3 separate regions of the Homo sapiens genome follow, and all the other regions are linked to region 3. The links are chromatin contacts, found by Hi-C or POLR2A ChIA-PET in ENCODE. All regions are on one chromosome and are shown on one strand. Each heading gives the region's core, a stretch centred on a gene start or an enhancer-like site at or near the end of the contact. The rest is flanking DNA. Distances are from core to core; before and after follow the strand shown.

What was found. A loop is a pair of places that touch in the nucleus more often than their neighbours do. ChIA-PET counts read pairs that join two places held with the same protein, here RNA polymerase II (POLR2A). Pooled maps may share reads with other maps.
Region 1: a loop to region 3 is called in a map of CD8-positive, alpha-beta T cell, with 3 times the contacts of the local background. The contact joins the promoter of TMC8 here to the promoter of CYTH1 in region 3. A Hi-C loop is called at or near these places in 1 of 168 maps with a recorded cell type or tissue (CD8-positive, alpha-beta T cell), 2 of 37 single-sample maps with no recorded cell type and 9 of 50 pooled maps. POLR2A ChIA-PET finds 5 or more read pairs at or near these places in 4 of 52 experiments (CD4-positive, alpha-beta T cell, H1, OCI-LY7 and 1 more).
Region 2: a pooled map shows a loop between it and region 3 (3-fold over the local background). The contact joins the enhancer-like site here to the promoter of CYTH1 in region 3. A Hi-C loop is called at or near these places in 2 of 37 single-sample maps with no recorded cell type and 4 of 50 pooled maps. POLR2A ChIA-PET finds 5 or more read pairs at or near these places in 1 of 52 experiments (CD4-positive, alpha-beta T cell).

The regions. Positions count from the first base shown.
Region 1 is chr17:78,129,521-78,132,076 of GRCh38, reverse strand. It overlaps TMC8 (transmembrane channel like 8), which reads right to left and starts at 1,306. Exons shown (of 16, transcript NM_152468.5): 1 at 1,226-1,306; 2 at 340-796; 3 at 47-195. The coding sequence starts at 488. It also overlaps a transcript of TMC6 not described here. RefSeq lists a silencer at 99-618 and an enhancer at 1,099-1,228.
Region 2 is chr17:78,110,464-78,114,428 of GRCh38, reverse strand. TMC6 (transmembrane channel like 6) reads left to right here. Exons shown (of 20, transcript NM_001127198.5): 19 at 805-881; 20 at 1,218-3,965. The coding sequence ends at 1,281. Among named protein-coding and RNA genes, the nearest start is that of TMC6, 16 kb to the left of the region's middle. RefSeq lists an enhancer at 1,779-1,838. Within about 2 kb of position 1,653, at least 11 of the 41 ENCODE cell types and tissues checked have a DNase peak (open chromatin) inside an H3K27ac peak, as active enhancers do; they include CD4-positive, alpha-beta T cell, where a contact is called at or near this core.
Region 3 is chr17:78,780,424-78,784,465 of GRCh38, reverse strand. It overlaps CYTH1 (cytohesin 1), which reads left to right and starts at 2,193. Exons shown (of 14, transcript NM_004762.6): 1 at 2,193-2,264. The coding sequence starts at 2,243. RefSeq lists silencers at 1,934-2,093, 2,134-2,413, 2,674-3,073.

The DNA.
Region 1 (2,556 bases), core at 57-2,556, 650 kb after region 3:
GGGCTCCAGAGAGGGCAAGGGGAGGTGCGGGTCGCGCGGGTCCTACCCCCGATCTCGTAGAGCGCCCCCTCCCAGAGCCCAAGGCCCCGGGCCAGCCGCTGCGCTGCCTCCCGCAGGCGCCTTTCCACCGTCTGCCGCCGGCGCTGCCACCGCTGCCAGCGCAAGGTCTGCACCCCCGCGGGCTCCCGCAGCTGCCTGGACGGGGGTGGTGACAGGGGCGCCCCTGAGTCACCCGCCCTGCCCACCCGGGCCAAGCAGACGGGGTGCTCCCACACCATCCGACGGGGCAGCCTCGCAGCACCCCCCCCACGCACCGTCTGGCGCCCGCGTGGCACCCACCAGATGAGGCGCTTGTCCATCATGGCATAGGGCAGCCCGCGCACGGGCGTCCCAGAGCCGCGCAGCCGCTCCATCTCTGCCTCCCACAGCTCCTCCGGCTCCGGCACCCCAGGGGCCCGCTCCGATGACACCGACCGCGGCAGCAGCATCTCGGCGGGCACGGGTAGAGGCTGGGGCGCCGGGCTGCCGGTGGGGGGGATATGAGTCCCCGGTTGGATGAGCCTTAAGGCCTTGGCTATGGCCTCTGTGCACGCTGGGCTGGGGGCGGGCCCTTCCGTCCCCTCTGCGCCGGCGTCGGGGCCTGGGCTCCTGCAGCCCTAGGGTTCACTTGCCCGGGTCTGCCGCTCTGCCACCTCCGGGGCTCAGAAATGAGAGAGAATCCTGCTGCGGTCGAATTCGGGCCCAGCCCCGCTCCAACTCTCAGAGGGACACACAGCCACGGCCTCAGTCTCCCCATCTGTCAAATGGGGTGAAAGATCCAAAGGGCACAGAAAGTCTGGACCGGCACAGGCAAAGAAAGCCAAGACCTGCTGCACCCCGCATCCACCTGTGCCTGGGCCCACCGTCACCCCAAGGAGAGACAATTCCCTCTCTTCTCCACGTGGCAGTTTGCCCTTCCGGAAGAGCCTGTGTCCCAAACCCCACAGTTCCTGGGACTCGGCATCTGCCACATCTGACTCTGGATGTCGGGGGACCCCCTTCTGTCTTCCTTCTTGTGGTCCAGCCTCCAGTCCCAGGTACCCCGCGAGCCCCTGATGAGGACCTGTGGCTACAGCCCCAGCCGTGGGGACAGGAGCAGGGACCCACTGCTACCCTTGCAGGGCTCTAGCTGGCCCCCACAGCCCCTCACCCTCTGCATTCTCCCTCCACTGGACATCCAGCTCACCTGGGGACCTAGGGACCAAGTCCCTGGAGGAGTCCCCTTCTCAGACGACTCCTGCCAAGCCAGGCAGGGTGGTGAGGGAGCCCAGAGGAGGGGTCATATGACAGGAAACCCAGCTTCCCTCTCCACTACCTCCCTCCTCCCCTCTCACCCCATGGTTTCCTCTGCTTTAAACTGAGGCCAAGCAGGCACTTCCTGTGGGCCCCTGAGATGCAGAGGTGAAGGTGACAGGCGTAGGCCACTTGGCCTCCCAGGGAGCTCTGTGCATGCTGGGCTGCGGGTGGCCCACCCTTCCCCTCTGCACAGGAGTCAGGGCCTGGTCTCCTGCAGCCCTAGGGTCCACTGGTCCGGGTCTGCCGCCTGGCTGCCTCCAGGGATGTCCAGCCTGCAGCTGAGGCCCTCTCTGTTCAACTCCTTCCAGCCTGGATAGGCAGGACTTGACCTCGAGGCCTGAGCTGGGAGCCTGACATGGGTGGGGATGGGAACGGTGGGGGCACAGGGGCCAAACTCTTTATCTGCCGGCCTCACCCTGGAGGGTGTGATAATGACAGGATGGTGGGCTCCCCAGAACCTGGCTGCTGGGTTTCCAGATACTCTTGGTGTTACTGCTGTACTTCCAGCCCCTGTCATTGGCGTTATGGTTGTGCCAAGACCCAGGCCTAGCACCTGGCCGGTAGTAAGTGCTCAGGAATTGGCTCCATTCATGCTCTCCCAGGCTAGATGTTTAAGACATATCTTTGCCAATTCTCTGTCCTTGGGCCCCTGGGAAGCCCGCAGCCCTTCCTCTCTGCTCCCTCTCTACCTGCTATAGGGCCCAGTCATCTCAGGTCTGAATGTTCATAGCTTTTCTGCCTCTCTGCCCACCTCCTTCCTGGTTTCCAGAGTCCTTTCTGTGTGTCAGGCGCAAGCTATGTGCTGGTGCTGGGCACACAGTGGGCTGGGGTAGGAGGGGGCACAGAACCACAGATGTACATGTCAATAGGAAGTGGTAGGTGCTCCACCAGGGTTCAATCTGGGGAGGCTCCCCAGAGGAGGTGGCATTCATGCAAATTCAGTGTGGGTATGCAGGGAGGGGGAAGCAGTGGGAGGAGAGGCAGGGGCTGGGTCTCCATGCCAGGGTGCCACTTGCCAAGAACCAGCTTGGGGTAGCCATCTGAGGACCACACTGGCAGCTCCAAAAGGCCCCAGCCTTGACCCCTGCCTGGTCCTCGCTTTTGCTTGCCTGCTCTCCCCTGCAGCAGTGCCCTCTCCTGCCCTCCTGGGCCCCAGCTCACATTCACCCTGCCTGCTTCATGGCTTCTCCCCGCCAGGAATGACCCTCCCTTCCAAATGGG
Region 2 (3,965 bases), core at 404-2,903, 670 kb after region 3:
GTTACGTTGCGTGGCTGGGGAATTACGATTGCAGGTAGAATTAAAGTTGCCAGTCAGCTGACTTTGGATAGGAGATGGCCCTAGATTATCGTGGTGGCCCAGCGTGATCTCAGGGTCCTTAGAGGTGAAAAACAGAGGCCGGAGTGTCAGGGTCAGAGTGGTGCCACGTGAGCAGGACTTGAGCAGCCACTGCTGGCTTTGAAGTGGAGGAAAGGGCTGAGAGCCAGGGGCCTCTAGAAGTTGGAAAAGGCGAGGAAGAGGATTCTCCCCCGAAGCCTCCGGGAGGAATGTAGCCCTGATCATGCTTGACTGGAGCCCAGTGAGACTCATTTTGGACTTCTCACTTCCAGAACTGAAAGTTGAGAAACCGGTGGTGTTTTAAGCCACGAAGTTGATGACAGTTCGTTACGACAGCAGCAGGAAACTAATGTAAACCCTGTGCCTTGTGTTATTATCCCCCTTTACAGATGCTGCCACTGAGGTCACAGAGTTAGTAACCCAAGGCAGAGCCAGTACGTGGCAGGGCTGGTTTTAAATTGAGTCAGGCTGGCTCTGGGCTGCTGATTACATTTCCCTTTTCACTTTGGCCACTAGGAAGCTTAGATCCACACATACGCCCACTTCCTGGCTCTTGGTTTTTCCTTGTCCTTGTTTGGTGGCCCTTTCACCTTTTCTTTTATGTTTTTGCTGCTTGCGATGTTGAATACACCTCGTGAGTTTTCCCTCAAATGCAGTTTGGAACAGGATGGCTCTGGATGGGCTGATGGATGATTTCTCCTCCCCTTTGTGTTCTGGCCTTTCTAGGAGGGTGAGGACAAAATCTTCTTAATCAACAAGCTTCACTCCATCTACGAGAGGAAGGAGAGGGAGGAGAGGAGCAGGTGAGGGTCCGTGGAGGGATTGGGGACACTCTGAGCCTGGAGGGGAGAGGGGCCAGGGCTGGACAGTAGGGCTGCCACTGGGGCTACACCACGACATTGCTGACACTTGACCGCTTTTGACCTACAAAAATCTCCCCCCCGGCGCCCACCTTCACTCTCTCTAGAGCCTTCTCTGGCCTCCGGAGCCTGGCCATTTTGACAGGGACCTAAAATACATCTCAGGAGAAAGGCTGTGGGGCGTCTGGCCTGTCCCTCGCCGGGCCTTGGCTGCGCCCAGCCAGGTTGCAGGGATGTTGATGTTTATGGGGTCCCCTCAGTGATGTCTCTTTCTGGCAGGGTTGGGACAACCGAGGAGGCTGCGGCACCCCCTGCCCTGCTCACAGATGAACAGGATGCCTAGGGGGACGGCGATGGGCCTCACGGGCCCGCCCAGCACCCTGAGACCACACTGTTGCCTCCCAGTGACCCTGCTGGGACACCAGGACAAGGAAGACAGTTTCGCCTCTCGAAAGCCGCAGCTGCGCCTAGGCTGGAGCTGGAAGGGTGGGTGAATCCGGCTTGGGCATCCCCAATGAACTCTGCCCTGCCTGGGACTCTATTTATTCTGATTAAAGGGGTTTTGCAAATGGGCTTGTCCCTTGGGGCTCTGTGTCTGTGACCACACCCGGGGCCTGCTTCCCGCTGCCCTGGGGCCACCTCCAGGCGCAGGTCTGGGTCCTGGGAACCTCAGCTGGAGTGGGGGCGCCCTCTGCTGGCCAAGCCCCAGATGGCAGGGGCTGGACCGCGCCAGGGCTTGATTCGCTTGCTGCCTTTGACCAGCCTGAACTCGCGCCCAGGAGGGGCTTACACCTGCACAAGTGAGCCGAGCAGGCACGGATTGTGACCAGAGCGATGCGTCAACCATTGGGTGATGCTGTAGCATCTACTGGAGCAGGAGACAAATTTAGAGAGGGACTTGGAGGGGAGACATATCAGTTGCAAATGAGTTGTGGGGACAGTTGCCTCCCAGGCATAGGTAACCAGCACCTGTGCTTGGAGGCGAACAGGGCTTGGTGAGGTGGGGCTGGCCCCCTGCTTCTGGCTGCCAGCAGCTGGCTGGGGGGTGGTGATCCTGGGTCTGACTGGGCTGAGTTTGAGGAGCCCGTGGGATACCGAAAACCGTAGGCTGTGGGGGGTGGGCACAGGGATTCGGGGACCAGCCCGTCATGACCCCGTGCTCCAGGTCTGCAGGGACCAGCCCATGACAGCCCAGGGCTCCAGGTCTGCGGGGACCAGCCCATCACAGCCCAGGGCTCCAGGCCTGCGGGGACCAGCCCGTCAGCCTCAGTTCTCCAGGCCTGCGGGGACCAGCCCGTCATGACCCCAGTGCTCCAGGTCTGTGGGGACCAGCCCGTCAGCCTGTGCTCCAGGCCTGCAGGAACCAGCCCGTCAGCCTCAGTGCTCCAGGCCTGCGGGGACCAGCCCGTCAGCCTGTGCTCCAGGCCTGCGGGGACCAGCCCGTCATGACCCCAGTGCTCCAGGTCTGTGGGGACCAGCCCGTCAGCCTGTGCTCCAGGCCTGCGGGAACCAGCCCGTCATGACCCCAGTGCTCCAGGCCTGCGGGGACCAGCCCGTCATGACCCCAGTGCTCCAGGTCTGTGGGGACCAGCCCGTCACGGCGCAGGGTTCCAGGCTTGTGGGGACCAGCCTGTCACAGCCCAGGGCTCCAGGCCTGCAGGAGCTGCGCTTGGGATTGGGGGAATGAACCCAGGTGGGGAAATGGTCAAAGAGCGATGGGCCCAGAAAAGGGTCAGACCCAGATGGAGATGCCACTGGCTGCTAGCAGACCCCCACGCTGGGTCTAGCCCACCCAATCCCATGGGGATGCTCCTGTGCTCTGCAGACATCTGGGTGCTGCCACAGGGGCCCGACAGAGTTGGCATCTGGGTGGATCTGAGCCAAGTGGTGCTTCTGGGCCTCAGCAAGTAGCTGGTGCTGATTCTGGGCAGCCAACTGTGGCAGCATCTTCAGGTGCGAGTGCTGCTGGGTGAAGCTGCGTGGGCAGTCCAGAAAGTGACGTGACAGTCCACAGGGACCGACGTAGGGTTTCCAGCCCCTATCTGTGCAGATGCTGTCCTCCAAACCATCACGGTCCCTCTCTGGCTGGGGACGTGCGCCTGCCACTGCTGGCTTGCCAGCATGATCATTGGTTGTGACCTGTTGAGCCCATCTTGCCAGCCTCACAAAGGACAGTACTAGCTGCTTATGACAGGAAAGTGGAAGAACTTGGCCTGGATATTTCTGGAGAATTACCGTGTGTGCTAGTCAGTCTTTCGTGTCAACCAGGCCAGGCTGTGGGGCCCAGTGATCTCATCGAGAGGGGCCGAGGTGTTGCTGTGATCGTGTGCTGCTGGAATGTGGTGAACACCTACAGTCGATTTCACCTAAAGATCATCCTTGAGAATGTGGGTGGGCCTCATCCTATCAGCTGAAAGCTTTAAGAGCAAAACCCGAGGTGTCCCAGAGAGGGAATTCTGCCTTGAGACGGCGGCTTCCCACTCCCACTGGATGTCCAGCCCGCGGCCCCACGGCTGGGTGAGCCCGTCCTCTCCTCGTTTCTGTCTCCGGACCCACCGTGTGGCCCCAGACCCTCCAGTGAGGACCTCCCGTATTTCTTCAGAGCAGCCCTTGCGTGCTGGAGGCCTGGGCTTCAGTGTGTCCCTGGGTGCCCTGGGGCATGTTCTGTGACCTCCCAGCTCCTCGCCTCATGGGGCCGCTGTATCAAGTGACACAGTTTGTGTGCTGCGTACCATGCCTGGCACCCATTTGAGGTGTTGCAAGGAGGCCATGTTTGCTCGATGAGAGCAGCCTAAGATCTACAAACTGTTGTTCGAGTGGATGGGAACTTGATGCTATTTTCAGGCTGAATGACAAGACTCCGCGATGCTTCTCGGCCTGGGCTGCACAACGGAATCTACCAGGGAGGTTTTAAAAACACTGGTACTTGCTGGAGGTGGTGGCGCCTGTCTGTAATTGCAGCTGCTCCAGAGGCTGAGGCGGAGGATTGCTTGAGCCCAAGAGTTTCGGTTTATTTGCTTTTTCAGA
Region 3 (4,042 bases), core at 944-3,443:
TCTCTATGTTACTCGCGCTGGTCTTGAACTCCTGCCCTGAAGCAGTTTTCCTAGCTTGGCCTCCCAAAGTACTGGGGTTATAGGCATGAACCACTTCACCCAGCTGAAAAACACCAGTCTAATGGAACAATATAAGGGAACAGAATTTGTAAACAGTCATGTTCTCTGCTAATCTGTGATTAGCAGTAATACCAGTATCCCTCCCTCTCCAAATCTATTCAGTTGGTGAGTTCAGCTAAGAGGTCTAGAGTGCTGATAGTAAGAATTAACATGCCATCTGAATCGCTTTTCTTCTGGAGTTCTGGTCTTTGAGCAAGAGCTGAGGTGGTCTGGGACTTGCATACTGATAAGGGAAGAAAGCCAGCTCGAAGATACCTTGAACCTTCTGGTGAGTCTGGGGTTAGAAGTGAAGTAGGGAGTGAAACAGAGGATGGCAAATACTGGGGGAGAGGCTCAGTGCTCCATTAGCCCATGTGACAGATGGTTTGAGAAGATTTGCCAGGTCAATGTGGGGTCAATTCTAAAAGTGTCCTAAGTCTAGGCCAAGAGGAACAAAATGCAGCTGGGTCTCTGACCTCACACGCCGAAGCCCAAGGACACGTTAGGGCCAAAATGTGACTCTCTAAGGTCACCTGTAAAACTGGACAATCTGGTAAAGTCAGTGAAGGTTAAGATCATGAATCCAGCCAGGCGTGGTGGCTCACGCCTGTAATTCCAGTACTTTGGGAGGCCAAGGAAGGAGACCAAAGAGAAAGGATCACTTGAGCCTAGGAGTTCGAGACCAGCCTGGGCAACCTAGCAACCTCCGTCTCTACAAAAAATACAAAAATTAACCAGGTATGGTGGCCGGTGCCTGCAGTCTCAGCTACTCAGGAGGCTGAGGTGGGAGAACTGCTTGAGCCTGGGAAGCAGAGGTTGCAGGGAGTCATGATGGTGCCACCGTACTCTAGCCTGAGCAACACAGCGAGTGAGACTCTGTCTCAAAATGAATAAATAAATAAAAGAAAAAGAAAAATAGTAAAACTCAGGACAGGTGGGCCCACAAGGAAAGAGTTCTGTGGCTTTTACTCCCGTTTTTTGGTTGGTCCAAAAAATTCCCAGCAGTCCAGGGATCTCTGTGGAGTTCTCAGTGAGTGTTCTGTGTAGGGTGCAGGAGCCACAAGTGACTGCAGGGGGAAAGGGGGGTTCTGGTGCTGGCATTCTGCAGCAGTGGGATTGTCCTCTGTCATAAAGAAAGAGAAGGCCGAGCGCGGTGGCTCATACCTGTAATCCCAGCACTTTGGGAGGCCGAGGCAGGCGGATTATTTGAGGTCAGGAGTTCGAGACCAGCCTGGCCAACATGGCGAAACCCCGTCTCTACTAAAAATACAATTAGTCGGGCCTGGTGGCACATGCCTGTAATCACAGCTACTCAGGAGGCTGAGGCAGGACAATCGCTTGAACCCGGGAGGCGGAGGTTTCAGTGAGCCGAGATCGGGCCACTGCACTCCAGCCTGGGCAACAAGAGCGAAACTCGTCTCCAATAAATAAATAAAATCCAAAACGCTGGGACTTGAAGTGCCCTCCTTTCAATCTTGACCCAGGTAAAACTCAGGACAAATAAAAAGAAGTAGAAGCAGTAAACTTAGGACATACAGCATGTAAAGGTTCTGAACGCAGGAGTAAATGACTTCAAATAGCTTTTGTGGCCTTTCGCCAAGGACCGGGCCCTCCCTGGCAAGCTGGGGCCGGGTCTGACCTTCCAGGTTGGCGTCAGCAAGGACCACCCTGCCCTTCAGTGGCCGGACACGACCTTGGGCTTTCGTGCAGTAGCCTGGCTGCAGGCCAGGTCGAGTCCGCCACCCCGGGGACTTGCACCGCCCTTCAGAAACCGAAACCTGCTCGGCCCCAGGAGGCGGACCGGGAGAAGGGGGGGGGGTGTGTGTGTCTCGGGACGGGGGCGTGGTCTAGAGGCGGGGGCAGGGGAGGAGCCTCGGGTGGACGCGCGTGCGCAGGCCGGAGCCTCGGGAGGAGGCCGGGTACCCGGGGTGCGGCGCGCGCGGGAGGAAGGCGGGGCCTCGGGCGAGGGGCGGGGCCTCGGGCCGGGGGCAGGGGGCGGGCGCAGGCGCAGGCGCGGGCGGGCGGGGCGCGGGGCGCGGGGCGCCGGGGGCGGGGCTCCGAGCCGGGCTGAGGCGAGCGGGGGCGCGGGTGGCGCGGCGGGACGCGAGCGGCGAGCCGGAGCGCGGAGCCCGGCTCCCGCACCATGGAGGAGGACGACAGCTACGGTCAGTGCGCCCCGGCGGCGGACGCTTCCCCCTCGCTGTCCCCCAGTCCCCTCCGGGCCCGGCCGTCCGGCAGCGCTTGCGGCGGCTGGCGTTTCCCGGGGACACTGGTGCGGGACGCGGAGCCCGGGGCGACCGGCGGGCGAGCGGTGCGCGGGGCCCTCGCGGGGCGGGGGTCGCAGGGGGTTTTGAGGGATGAGGGTCGCCGGGGCCGGGGTCGCTGGCGGCGCTGAGGGATGTGGGTGGCTGGGGCGGGGGTCACAGGCCGGGCTCGCGGTCTCGCGGGGCCAGGGGTCGCCGCGAGCTCTGAGGAATGAGGGTCGTTGGGGTCGCGGGGCAGGATCTCAGGGGCTCTGAGGGATGAGAGTCGTTGGGGTCGCTGGGGTCCCCGGGGCAGGGGTCGCAGTCCGGGTCCCGGGGGGCCGAGGGGTGGAGGTCGCTGGCCCTGCCGCCCCTCTGCGGGGCTCGGGGCGGACGCGCGGATGGCCGGGCCCGCGTTCCCCGCAGTTTCCGGCCGCTCTCGGCGTCAGCGAGTTGTGCCCGGTCCACGTCTTTGTTCAGAAATGAGAACGGGGAGCGGCGCCGCCGGCGAGGCGCGGGCTCCGGGACGGCCCTGCCCGCGGGAGTCTGGGCCCGGTAGCCGCCGGTCCGGTGCGTCGCCGCCTGCCGAGACGCGGGTGTGGAGCCCGAGGGGCACCGCGGTGGGGACGCCGCTCCTCCCCTGACTGGGGACTTGGCAAGCGGAGCCGCTGTCCCGCTCCCTTCGCTCCCGCGCGTTGAGGCTGCTGGCCCAGGCCAGGGGTGCCTCCCTCCAAGAGTTTGAAATTGCAAGGGTTGCAAAAGGTTGTTTGACATGCTGTAGTTAATTTATTAAGTTTGTTCATGAGGAATTAAAAGGAAGAATGGCAAATAGAACAAGTGGTGAACTTTTGTGGTTTGGTAGCAAAGTACAAATAAAGCAGAACTCTGTGGCCAAATGGAACCCAATTCTAGTTTAATAACTAATGGGACATTTTTCTTTTTTTTTTTTTTTTAAGAGACGAGATCTCGCTCTGTCACCCAGGCTGGAGCACAGTGGCGTGATCGTAGCTCACGTCAGCCTCTTGAGTGGCTGGAACCATACGCACGCCACCATGCCCGGCTAATTTTTTATTTTATTTTATTTTATTATTTTATTTTATTTTATTTTATTTTTGAAACGGAGTCTCACTCTGTCGCCCAGGCTGTAGTGCAGTGGCGCCATCTCGGCTCACTGCAACCTCGGCCTCCTGGGTGAGCTGAGCGATTCTCCTGCCTCAGGCTCCTGAGTAGCTGGGACTACAGGCGCGTGCCACCACGCCTGTCTAATTGTTGTATTTTTAGTAGAGACAGGGTTTTGCCATGTTGGCCAGGCTGGTCTTGAACTTCTGACCTCAGGTGATCCACCCGCCTCGGCCTCCCAAAGTGCTGGGATTACAGGCATGAGCCACCGCGCCCAGCCCTAATTTTTTACTTTTTTAAAAGATGGGGTCTTGCCATGTTACCCAGGCTGGTCTTGAACTCCTAGACCCAAGCAGTCCTCCCACCTCTGCCTCGCACAGTGTTGGGATTACAGGCCTGAGCCACCACACCCAGCCCACTTGTTACCTTATAAGTAAACAAGTAAAAGCAGCTTGTGCATTTTTTTGTTGTTTGTTTTGTTGTGTTTTTGAGACAGGGTCTAGCTCTCTTGCGCAGGCTGGAGTGCAGGGGCGCTCTCATAGCTCACTGCACGCTCTGCTTCCTTGGCTCAAGCAATCCTC